Linked DNA regions of Homo sapiens: region 1 is linked to region 2. A link is a contact called in ENCODE Hi-C data. All regions are on one chromosome and are shown on one strand. The core of a region is the stretch at or near the end of the contact, and the rest is flanking DNA. Distances in the headings are between cores, read along the strand shown.

The links. Hi-C counts contacts between places; a loop is a spot of excess contacts on that map. Pooled maps may share reads with other maps.
Region 1: a loop to region 2 is called in a map of B cell, with 7 times the contacts of the local background. The contact joins the promoter of ZNF638 here to the promoter of ANKRD53 in region 2. A Hi-C loop is called at or near these places in 1 of 168 maps with a recorded cell type or tissue (B cell), 3 of 37 single-sample maps with no recorded cell type and 13 of 50 pooled maps.

Annotation. Positions count from the first base shown.
Region 1 is chr2:71,330,520-71,335,722 of GRCh38, reverse strand. It overlaps ZNF638 (zinc finger protein 638), which reads right to left and starts at 3,941. Exons shown (of 28, transcript NM_014497.5): 1 at 3,848-3,941. RefSeq lists enhancers at 2,975-3,660, 3,661-4,348 and a silencer at 3,932-4,141.
Region 2 is chr2:70,975,670-70,981,129 of GRCh38, reverse strand. It overlaps ANKRD53 (ankyrin repeat domain 53), which reads right to left and starts at 2,500. Exons shown (of 6, transcript NM_001115116.2): 1 at 2,315-2,500; 2 at 1,787-2,033; 3 at 1,270-1,469. The coding sequence starts at 2,484. It overlaps LOC105374795 (a long non-coding RNA gene), which reads left to right. Exons shown (of 2, transcript XR_001739534.2): 2 at 4,822-5,460. RefSeq lists silencers at 2,064-2,123, 2,484-2,573 and an enhancer at 3,601-3,870.

The DNA of each region.
Region 1 (5,203 bases), core at 2,692-5,191, 350 kb before region 2:
GAACTATATATTGAACTGATAGAAGCATTTGTTTAAAAATAAGCAAGTAGAGATGAAACAAGACTGACCATTAGCTAGATAATTGAAACTGGACAGGCACATGAATGAATTAGTATCATTCTCTCTACTTTTGTATATGTTTAAAATTTTCCATAGTAAAATGGTTTTGTTTCTTTTTTTTTGGTAAAAATATTTAAAACAAAAGTTGGCAACTTTAACTCAGCAGAGACAATAGGCAAGTTAGCTAAAAGTTTAACCGACTGTGGAAATAAGATAGGAAATTTTTTTTAAAACTTGAATGAACAATAAATATATTTTGGTTCAAAAGAATTAAAAAATAATCCAAAATATATGTTCCTTAGGGTAACCATGAAGAAAACAGGCTGGGCGCAATAGCTCACACCTGTAATCCCAGCAATTTAGGCGGGTTAAGGTGGGAGGATGGTTTGAGTCCAGGAGTTTGAGACCAGCCTGGGCAATACAGCAAGACCTTGTCTCTATGAATTTTTTTAAAAAAGATTAGCCAAGTGTGGGGACGTGTGCCTGTTGTCCCAACTACTCAGGAGACTGAGGCAGGAACATCGCTTGCACCCAGGAGGTAGAGGCCGCAGGGAACCATGGTGGCCTTAGAGAAAGAGTGAGATCCTGTCTCAAAAACAAAGCAAAAAAACATAATGTACGTTAAAGCTATTTCTCCTGTTTCCTGGACTTTCTTTTCAAACCAAAACCCTGGACTTTCTTTTCAAACCAAAACCCTTATTATTCTTAACCCTCACCGGAGTTTTTTTTGTTTTTTTTTTTGGAGACGGAGTCTAGCTCTGTCGCCCAGGCTGGAGTGCAGTGGCGCAATCTCGGCTCACTGCAACCTCCACCTCCCGGGTTCACGCCATTCTCCTGCCTCAGCCTCCCGAGTCGCTGGGACTACAGGCGCCCGCCACCACGCCCGGCTAATTTTTTTTCTATTTTTAGTAGAGATGGGGATTCACCGTGTTAGCCAGGATGGTCTAGATCTCCTGACCTGATCCGCCCACCTCGCCTCCCAAAGTGCTGGGATTACAGGCATGAGCCACCGCACCCGGCCCTCACCCGCATTATTACAGTTGTGTGTTTTATTTCTACATCTCACCTTTTCCTCACTCTTTTTCCTTTCCATTATTCTCTTCTCATCTTCTATATACTTATTTTCCTTCCATTTTAATTTTCCATCACAAATTTCAAAACACTAAACAAAGTTAAAGCAATTAAGAGTAGATAAGCTGGATACACATGAGGGCTTATTAGCTTTAGCCACAAACATAATTACTTTCAATTTGGAGAGTCTCTAAAACCACTACATGGCAGCATTCATTAGCGCCTGTTTCCTTGCAAAACAGCCCAAGCTATGTTACTGGGTACCAATACTGGAAGTACTGTTTCTAAGTATATAAGGCATTTTATTAAGGATTTGGACAAATTTAGTCCAAACCTTAATCAGTATACATTAAGGTACAGTGGAAAGAGCATGATTTAGAGTCCAGGCTCTGGTGACTACCAGCTGAGTTCATTCACTCAACATCTGAGCATCTAATACATACCAGGCACTGGGAAAGATACAAAGACTAACGTAACAATCATATAAATGGTTACAATATATATTGATAAGTTCTACAAGAAAGGCATGTAAAAAGTTTATAGAAGCACAAAATATTTTAATGAAAGTTAGATTAGAGGGCCTTTCAACTCCAAAATTCTATTACTCTAAATCCTTTTAAGCCGTTTAATTAGAAGAGAATACCCACAGATTATAATTTTCTATCAAACAATGCTGCCTAAGCACTTCAATTTTGAAATACAAGTAACAGCTAACATTAAGCACCTAGTATGTGCCAAGGAATACGAGCTTTCCATACACTGTCTCACTTAACAGTCACTCACAAAAATCCCAAGCAGGAAGTAATAATGTCACCATTTTAGAGATAAGGAAACAAAAGCTCAAGAAAGACTAAAATAATTTACCAAAGTCTCACACATACTGAGGAAAAGGGAGATGTGAATCCAGATCTTCCGACTGCAAAGCCTATTCTCTTTCCACTAAACTACTTGTCTCATTTTCTTCCACTTACATAAAAACAAAATTTCCGGAGATCACCTACTTAAGAGCACCCAAGAAAAACCCTAAGATAGTCAAGTACAAAGTGATGACTTTTTTAAACTACAGTACCTAAACCTTTTTAACCTAGAGTACCTGCCGTATACACCCTCCAAAACAAAATGCAAAAAAGGATTACAAAACAAATACAACCAATATACAATAAATATGTGACCATAAACACATTATGAAAACTAGTTAATAAAAACGAATAAGATTTTGTGATTTCTTCCAACTGTTATATTTACCCTTTCTTGGTTCCAAGACAAATAAATCCCCAAGGAAGGAATGGCCCAGCATATTTTAATGTATAACATGCTGGGACGCCCTGTAATTATTTAGAAGTACATATTACAGAATATGGAGTACAAAATAAAATATAAAATGCTGTCAAACTTTTTTAAAAGACAGCAACATAAGTCCACTAAGTCTCAAATGTCTAATCATTAACAAAATTTAAAGCTATTTGAATGTCATTTACATGTTTGTTTTTCTCCGAAAACTTCCTTAAATTCACCTTTTTTTGGTCAATCCTTTTCTCCAGGTTATCAATTTTTAATTGTAAATCTGAACCAGCAAGCACAACATCCCTGAAAAAATAATCCTTTACAACAAATGAGGGGAAAAAGCAGAAAATTTTTTGTGCAAAATTCCAGAGCTCGTTGGAAAAAGTACTTGAACATAAATCGCTGGATCCTGGTGACAAGTTTTTCATCGGGACTCCTTTAAACTACTACAATTTCTGGTCCTGGCCCCAAACTTCGCCTAAGGACAAATTTTAAGATTAAGAAAAATTAGCTTCAGGTAGCCTTCACTCTATAGCTCAATCCATGATTTTGTAATACTGAAGTATCCCTCATTAACAATTACCTCAAACAACAAAAGATCTATTTCAAACGTTCTCAAGGATTCCAGTCTGTGATATATACATTCCCCCTTCCTTTAAGAGAACGGGGCCCAAGCTAAGAATCACACAAAAACAATTCACTAACGTTCTGTTTTCACAATTCCTCTGAGAAATTTGGAAATACTGTTAGGTATCACAACCATTTATGAGTCCTCAGTCTCCCACAGAGGTGATATTTTCTTTGGTTTCATACCTGCACTACGCAGCACAGAACACCAGCCCGGAAAAGCCGCTGGATCCTAACATTCCCTCCTTCATCCCGACACCCCCTCCCCAACCCCAAACACAAACACGCTCTTCTCTCCACGCTTCTTGCACAATGTCGCTGGTCAGAGGGCTCGGCTCAAACTCCACCGCCTCTTCGGGCCCGACGGGAACGCTTCCTCCCTGCTCGGCATTCCCTCACCACCGCTTCCTCGGCTGTCAGGCCCAGCGCAGCCTCGGCAGGCCGGGCGCTGCTGGGGAAGGGGCCGCCTCGGCCTCGCCAAAGGGCTCTTCACGATCCTCGGCCCAGTGCAACGGCGTCAGGCAGCTCTTCTCGAGGCAGGGTCCTTCACGAGTACCCGGACGGGCCCTCCCGGGTAGCGAAGTGAATAAACGACGGAGCAGGGCAGCACAGCACAGCTTCCCTTCCCATCCCGGGGGTCCCCCAACCTCCTCCCGCCCCCGCCGTCTGCCCGCCGCCATTTTGTGCGGAGCCGCTGCGACACAGATACAATAGTCGGCCCGGATCTCACAGGAAGGGCTCAGGACCCCCACGATACCGGCCTCCGCCTTCCAACCCCCTACTCCCCACAGGGCAGCGGTCCTACCTATGCCTACCCGACTAACAGCTGGATCCCATCCGCGCCCCACACAGTTTAGCACTCAGCCTCCAGTCTCGACGCCGAAAACGCTACCGCCTCCAAAGAGCTGCACGCATGCGCGCCTCCCAGCTCCTGCGAGCCCTCGTAGGCTCCCGGCGCCTGCGTACCGCTGGCACCGCGCTCGCCCGAAGCCCGAGAAGAGCCGGGCGGAGCGGGCTCCCGGAAGGGGCGCTCCCGCGTGGTGGCGGCGAAGGCGTGCGGCAAAAAAAAAAAAAAACTCCAGCGCCGTCTTCACTCTTTTGCTGGTTCTGTGCCTGTCCTCTCCAAACCGCTCATCCTTTTAAGACCTATATTGTCTCACCTCCTTCATGAAGTCTTCCCTGATCATTTGTGCCTTCAATAATAACATTATATGGCCAGGCGCGGTGGTTCACGCCTGTAATCCCAGCACTTTGGGAGACCGAGGTGGGTGGATCATCTGAGGTCAGGAGTTCGAGACCAGCCCGGCCAACAGGGTGAAACCCCGTTACTAAAAACACAAAAAATAGCCGGTGGCGCGCGCCTGTAGTCCCAGCTACTAGGGGGTGCTGAGGCAGGTGAATTGCTTGAACCCGGGAGGCGGAGGTTGCAGTGAGGGAAGATTGCACCACTGCACTCCAGCCTGGGCAACAGAGTGAGACTCCATCTCAAATAATAATAACAACATTATATTATAACAGGTTATATTCGCGCCTAGCACGTTAATATAATGCTTTGTATGGTCAAGATTTTGCCTGCTTTTATCCTGTCACCTTGCACCTTTTGATCCCTATGGCAATGATGTGTGTCATAGCTACTCAAAACTGTAAAGTAGAATTCAACCAAAGCTATTCAGCTAAAACTTTAACACTCTGAAAATCCTTTTGTCATTTCACAATAAAAAGCCCTATCTGTGTGGTAGATATTTGTAATCTCCATTTTACCCATGGAAAACCTTGGGATGACAGACGTTAAAGAACTGTGTTATGCAATGTTTTATCTTCTCGAGGTGGCTGTACTACACCAATATGAAAACCCAGTCATTGTTCAAAATCTGGTAAAGCTACAAGCCCTGCCGTATGCATACCACACAAATCACACCACCCACCCTGAGTCTCACACATCGGTTTTACCTAGCACTCAAGCAAATGCATTTCTTTTATTCACATTAAAACAAGCATTTGAAAGACTAAAAAGAAAAGTCGTTTTAAAAAGATATCTTATCGGATTTTCATTTCAAACCAAAAATCCTGCTAGGGACAACAAATCAAAAACAACAAAGAAAAAGCCAACAAGCTCCCCCTAAACACCAAATAACCCATGTTAACATTTGATAAGTTTCCT
Region 2 (5,460 bases), core at 1,251-3,750:
AGGTACTGCTATTCTCCCAAGTTTCAGTTGAAGACACTGAGACAGAGGTTCCCAAACTTAGCTTCAAGTTAGAAGCACCTGGGGATCTTTTCTGACTTCCCAAGCCCAGGTCACACCACAGACCCATTAAATCACAGCCTTTGGATTGGAACACAGGTGTTTATATTTTTTAATTTTTTTTTTTTAGACGGAGTCTCGCTCTGTCGCCCAGGCTGGAGTGCAGTGGCACGATCTTGGCTCACTGCAAGCTCTGCCTCCCAGGTTCACGCCATTCTCCTGCCTCAGCCTCCCAAGTAGCTGGGACAACAGGCACCCGCCACTACGCCCGGTTAACTTTTTTGTATTTTTAGTAGAGACGGGGTTTTACCATGTTAGCCAGGATGTTCTTGATCTCCTGACCTCGTGATCCGCTCGCCCCAGCCTCCCAAAGTGCTGGGATTACAGGCGTGAGCCACTGCGGCCAGCCTAATTTTTTTTATTTTTTATTTTTTGAGACAGTCTCGCTCTATTGCCAGGCTGGAGTGCATTGGAGCAATCTCGGCCCACCGCAACCTCCACCTCCCGGGTTCAAGCGATTCTCCTGCCTCAGCCTCCCAAGTAGCTGGGACTATGCCACCATGCCACCCGGCCAGGTGTTCATATTTTTTAAGCTCCCTAGGTAATTCCAATGTACACCTAAGTTTGGGAGCCAGAGTACTGGGGCATAGAGGTTGAGTGACTTGCCTAAGGTCCTGCTGTCTGCTAGCAAGTTGCAGAGCTGGGATGTAGACTAGGTCTGTTAAAGGCCAATCTTTTTTTTTTTTTTTTTTTTGTTGAGACGGAGTCTCGCTCTTGTTGCCCGGGCTGAAGTGCAATGGCACCATCTCAGCTCACCGCAACCTCCATCTCCTGGGTTCAAGCAATTCTCCTGCCTCAGCCTCCCGAATAGCTGGGATTACAGGCATGCGCCACCATGCCCTGCTAATTTTGTATTTTTAGTAGAGATGGGGTTTCTCCATGTTGGTCATGCTGGTGTTGAACTCCTGACCTCAGGTGATCCGCCTGCCTCGGCCTTCCAAAGTGTTGGGATTATAGGCATGAGCCACCATGCCCGGCTAAAGCCCAGTCTCTTTATTACACCATGTGGATTCCTGACTGCTTTATGTGGGACCCAATCCTTGTCACCTCCAGCAACCCCTCTGCTTGTCCTGCATGGATTTGCCTGCCTGGAAGTAGGGCTGTGCCCGTGCCTGTGCCCGAAGCCTCCCTCCTGAAGCAGGCTGGACTCACGCATTGAGGTCTGCGCCTTTCTCCAGCAGGTAGTAGATGCAGGGGAGGGCCACGGTGGTGTTGTCCCTGTGGATGACGAGGTGCAGGGGTGTCTGGCTATTGTTGGTCAGCAGGTCCACGGGAAACTTGTACTCCTCTACCAGGACCTGCAGGCATGCAAGCTTGCCCCATTGGGCGGCGAAGTGGATGGCAGTGAAGCCCTGTGAGGTTCAGAGCAGGCAGGAGGAGGCTGAGTGGGACTGAGGTCCCAGGGTCCACAATTTATATAAATTTATTGGGGTTACCTTCACTTTCTTCCCTGTGTCCCCAGGAATGCTCACACCCTTTTGCTAATTAACCAGTGTGTGTTCATCAGCCCACCCAACCTCCCTGCCCCCAAAATGGTCCTTCCACAGCCAGAAGATGAGTTAAATTAGGAAGATCTACCCAGAAAAGGATATCTCTTCTCCAGGTGACCACTCCGAGCAGCGTAGCGGGAGAGGGACCTCGGTCTTTGCCCCAACACTCAAGACCTTACCTTGTCGTCGGTGGGGATTTCCCTGAGGCTCTGGTTCAGACAGAATCGCAGCCATTCCACGTTGCCCACAGCCGCTGCGAACAGCTGGTAGTAGCTCCCGATCGCCGTCTGGTCGATTGCCGTCTGGTCGGACTCCTTGCTGGGGCTGGGGTCAGCGCGGGGCGGGGTGAGCGAGGCAGGGCGGCGCGGCCTGGCGAGGGCAGTCGCCTGCGCACTGAGGTGGTCTGCGAGGTCGGGCAGGGGCTGGCTGGAGGGCGGGGCAGTGGGGAAGCGACTCTGGGCCACGGCCCGGGCACCTCTCGGGAGGCGATCCCTGGCCCCCGCCTGGCTGGTGGGCGGGGCAGTGGGGAAGCGACTCTGGGCCACGGCCTAGGCACCTCTCGGGAGGCGATCCCTGGCCCCAGCCTGTCTCTGCTGGCTTCTCGGGCCGCAGCCTCCGCCCCCGCCCGCTCCAGGCCCTGCCCACCAGGGAGGCGCTGGGCCGGGTTCTCGCTCCCTGCAGCCGGGACACCTTCTCCCGCTACCCACCTGGGCTGCTTGGACTCCGCGTCAGTCCAGGTGGCCTTCAAGGAGACTTTGTTCGCCTGCTGCATGGAGCCACTTGGAGTTGGCTGCGGCCGAGCACCTCTCCCTTCTCCCCTTTCTGAGTGCCAGCTTCCGGAGCCCGCCCGCCGAGCGGTGCTGCCCGCGGAGGCCATCGCGGGGCTGGAACTCGGACCCGGGCCGGGCGGGCTACTCACACACCCGCCGGCGCCCCGCCCCCGGGGGCCACTCCTTGCCAGCTGGCCGCGGTTTCCCGGCCCCTTCCAGGCCGCTAGGGTTCGGCTGCCTCTCTAGCTGGAGGGGCAGAGCCCGGGGGCCTCCGGGGACCCTGCCCGCCTGCCGCTCCCCACCCGCCGCTCTGCTCCCGGTCTGAGCCAAAACCCCCACTCAACCTCCCAGTCCTGCTGCCCGGGAAACTCAGCATCAAACACACAAACAACAAAGACACTTGGCTTTTGTTTCCGATTATCAAACTAATAAGTAGAAAACAGAAATATTCAATGTGGAAATTAAAAATTACCATCCCACCACGCACAGAAATCATGGTTTATTGCAATATATATGCATATCATGACTATTTTTTGTATCTCTTTTCGTTTATTAATAGCATTATATTACGAGCTAGCGCCCATTGTCACTCCACATACTAAACGTACATTATGACGCAACCAGAGCCCAGCGTCATAATGGATGTGCCATTGTTTCACATGTGCTGCCAAGAACGAAATGGCTCAACTCTGGTTGTTTTCTTAGAATGGATTCCTGGGAGTCGAATCACTAGGTGAAAGGGAATGAATATTTTTCAGCTGTCAATATGGGCTTGCAGACTGCCTTCCAGGAAGGTTATTATTCACTTCCACTTCCACCTGCAGTGAAGCGGGTGCGCTGCACATCAGCAGTGTGGCTTTTGGCAAGTTATCTGACTTAGTTTCTGTGGGCGGCAAGCCACCCAGGTGCCAAGGCAAGAGACCGAGGGCACAAGCTGTTCCAGTATAATAAAATATACAAAACAACAAGAGTTATACTAGATCTAGATCTAGATCATAGACGTGATTATATATGAATATCGTTAATCATTAGTTTGTAGCAATTACTCTTTATTCCAATATTGTAATAATCCTCGCTCTATAATCATAACCTAGGAAAAACCAGGCCATAGAGAGATAGGAACCAAAGGGACATAGTGAGAAGTGACCAGAAGACAAGAGTGCGAGCCTTCTGTTATGTCCGGACAGGGCCACCAGAGGGCTCCTTGATCTAGCGGTAATGCCAGCGTCTGGGAAGACGCCGGTTACCAAGTGGACCGTGGTCTGGCGGACCCTGGTCTGGCGGACCGTGGTCTAGCGGTAGCATCAATGCAAAGGAAAAGCACCCGCTACTTAGCAGACCGGGAAAGGGAGTCTCCCTTTCCCAGGGGGAGTTTAGAGAAGACTTTACTCCACCACCTTTTGTGGAGGGCTTGACATCAGTCAGGCCCGCCCACAGTTATCTGGAGGCCTAAACATCTCCCTGTGACGCTGTACTTCAGCGGTCACACTCCTGTTTCACTTTCATGTTCCATCCTGTACATCTGGCTCTGCCTTCTAGATAGCAGTAGCAAAATTAGTGAAAGTACTAAAAGTCTCTGATACACAGAAATAATGGCGTAAGCTGTCCTCTCTCTCTCTCTCTCTCTCCCTCCCCCTGTCCCCGCCCCCACCCCCACCCACCTCGGCTGCCAAGCAGGGAAGGGCCCCCTGTCCGGTGGACACGTGACTCACGTGACCTTATCAATCATTGGAGATGACTCACACTCCTTACCCTGCCCCTTTTGCCTTGTATCCAATAAATAACAGCACAGCCAGGCATTCGGGGCCACTACCGATCTCTGCCCTCTTGGTGGTAGTGGTCCCCCGGGCCCAGCTGTCTTTTCTTTTATCTCTTTGTCTTGTGTCTTTATTTCTACAATCTCTCATCTCCGCACACGGGGAGAAAAACCCACCCACCCTGTGGGGCTGGTCCCTACAAGTTGCTACAGCAGCAAAATGGGGATAATAGCACCTACTTTACAAGGAATGAAGGAATGCAAACAATGAGAACAGTGCTAGCAGAGAAGCACTACCTGTGAATCTGCTATTACTCAAAGAAGAACTATTCAAACCATTGCTAGCATCAGATATTAGGATTTTAAGTAAATGTTCACTAATTTGGTAGTGGAAATGATGTTCTAATGTGGCTCTTTGATTACCAACAAGGGTTAAACATTTAATTATCAGTGGTTTTGTCTTCTAGGAATTCTTTTACTCACATGGTTCTTTGAGGGCCTTAATGTGTTTCTTACTGATCTGTAAAACTTATTAGCATAGTGACCCTTTATGTATGTTATATTTGTTGTCAATATTTTCCTCAGTTTGCCTTTTGACTTTTTAGAATATAGAGTAGCTAAGCAATAACTGTTGCTTGAATCAGTGTTGTCTTACTGAGCCATCCACATTCTCATCCCTTCTCAACAGGAATGACCCCAAGTTTATCAGAAGGCTCCTGTGGCTCCAGGGTCAACTCTGGGCATATCTGACTACATCACTCCACCCCTACCATGGTCTCTCCTCTGTACCCCAGCGTTCCAGGTATTTCCCCTAAGAAAAGGACAGAAGGTCCCCTAAGACCACAGTGACCTGCAGAGAGGGACAAGAATACAGATTATCCACCCAGAATCACGTTTCTCCCTTTCCAGGGTACTGTCTTCTGAGAGCGCACTTGTCTGCCAACCCCAGTAGCCAGGACTCAGCATACCTGGCAAACACCTTCAAAACTAGCAAATCATGCTGGCTATCTGCCCCAGGTAGGGCCTTAGCAACTGGCTTCAAGTTGAGATAAAGTGACAGTGCTTTTCAGGGATACAGTTTGAAGATTTCCTGGGCTATTGTTGCTTCTGGGGTGTTAGGATTCTAATAATTACAACAGGACCCTGTGTATGTGGTGGGGTTGGAGAGAGCATCTCAGTACCTCTCCAAGTTCATCCTCACTATCTTGAACTGGGGTATCTTACATCTCTATACCAGTGTTTTGCAACCCTGGCTGTACAAACACCAATGCAGGGGTCTTACCCCTACAGATTCTGATTAATTCATCTGGTTTGGGGCCTGGGCATT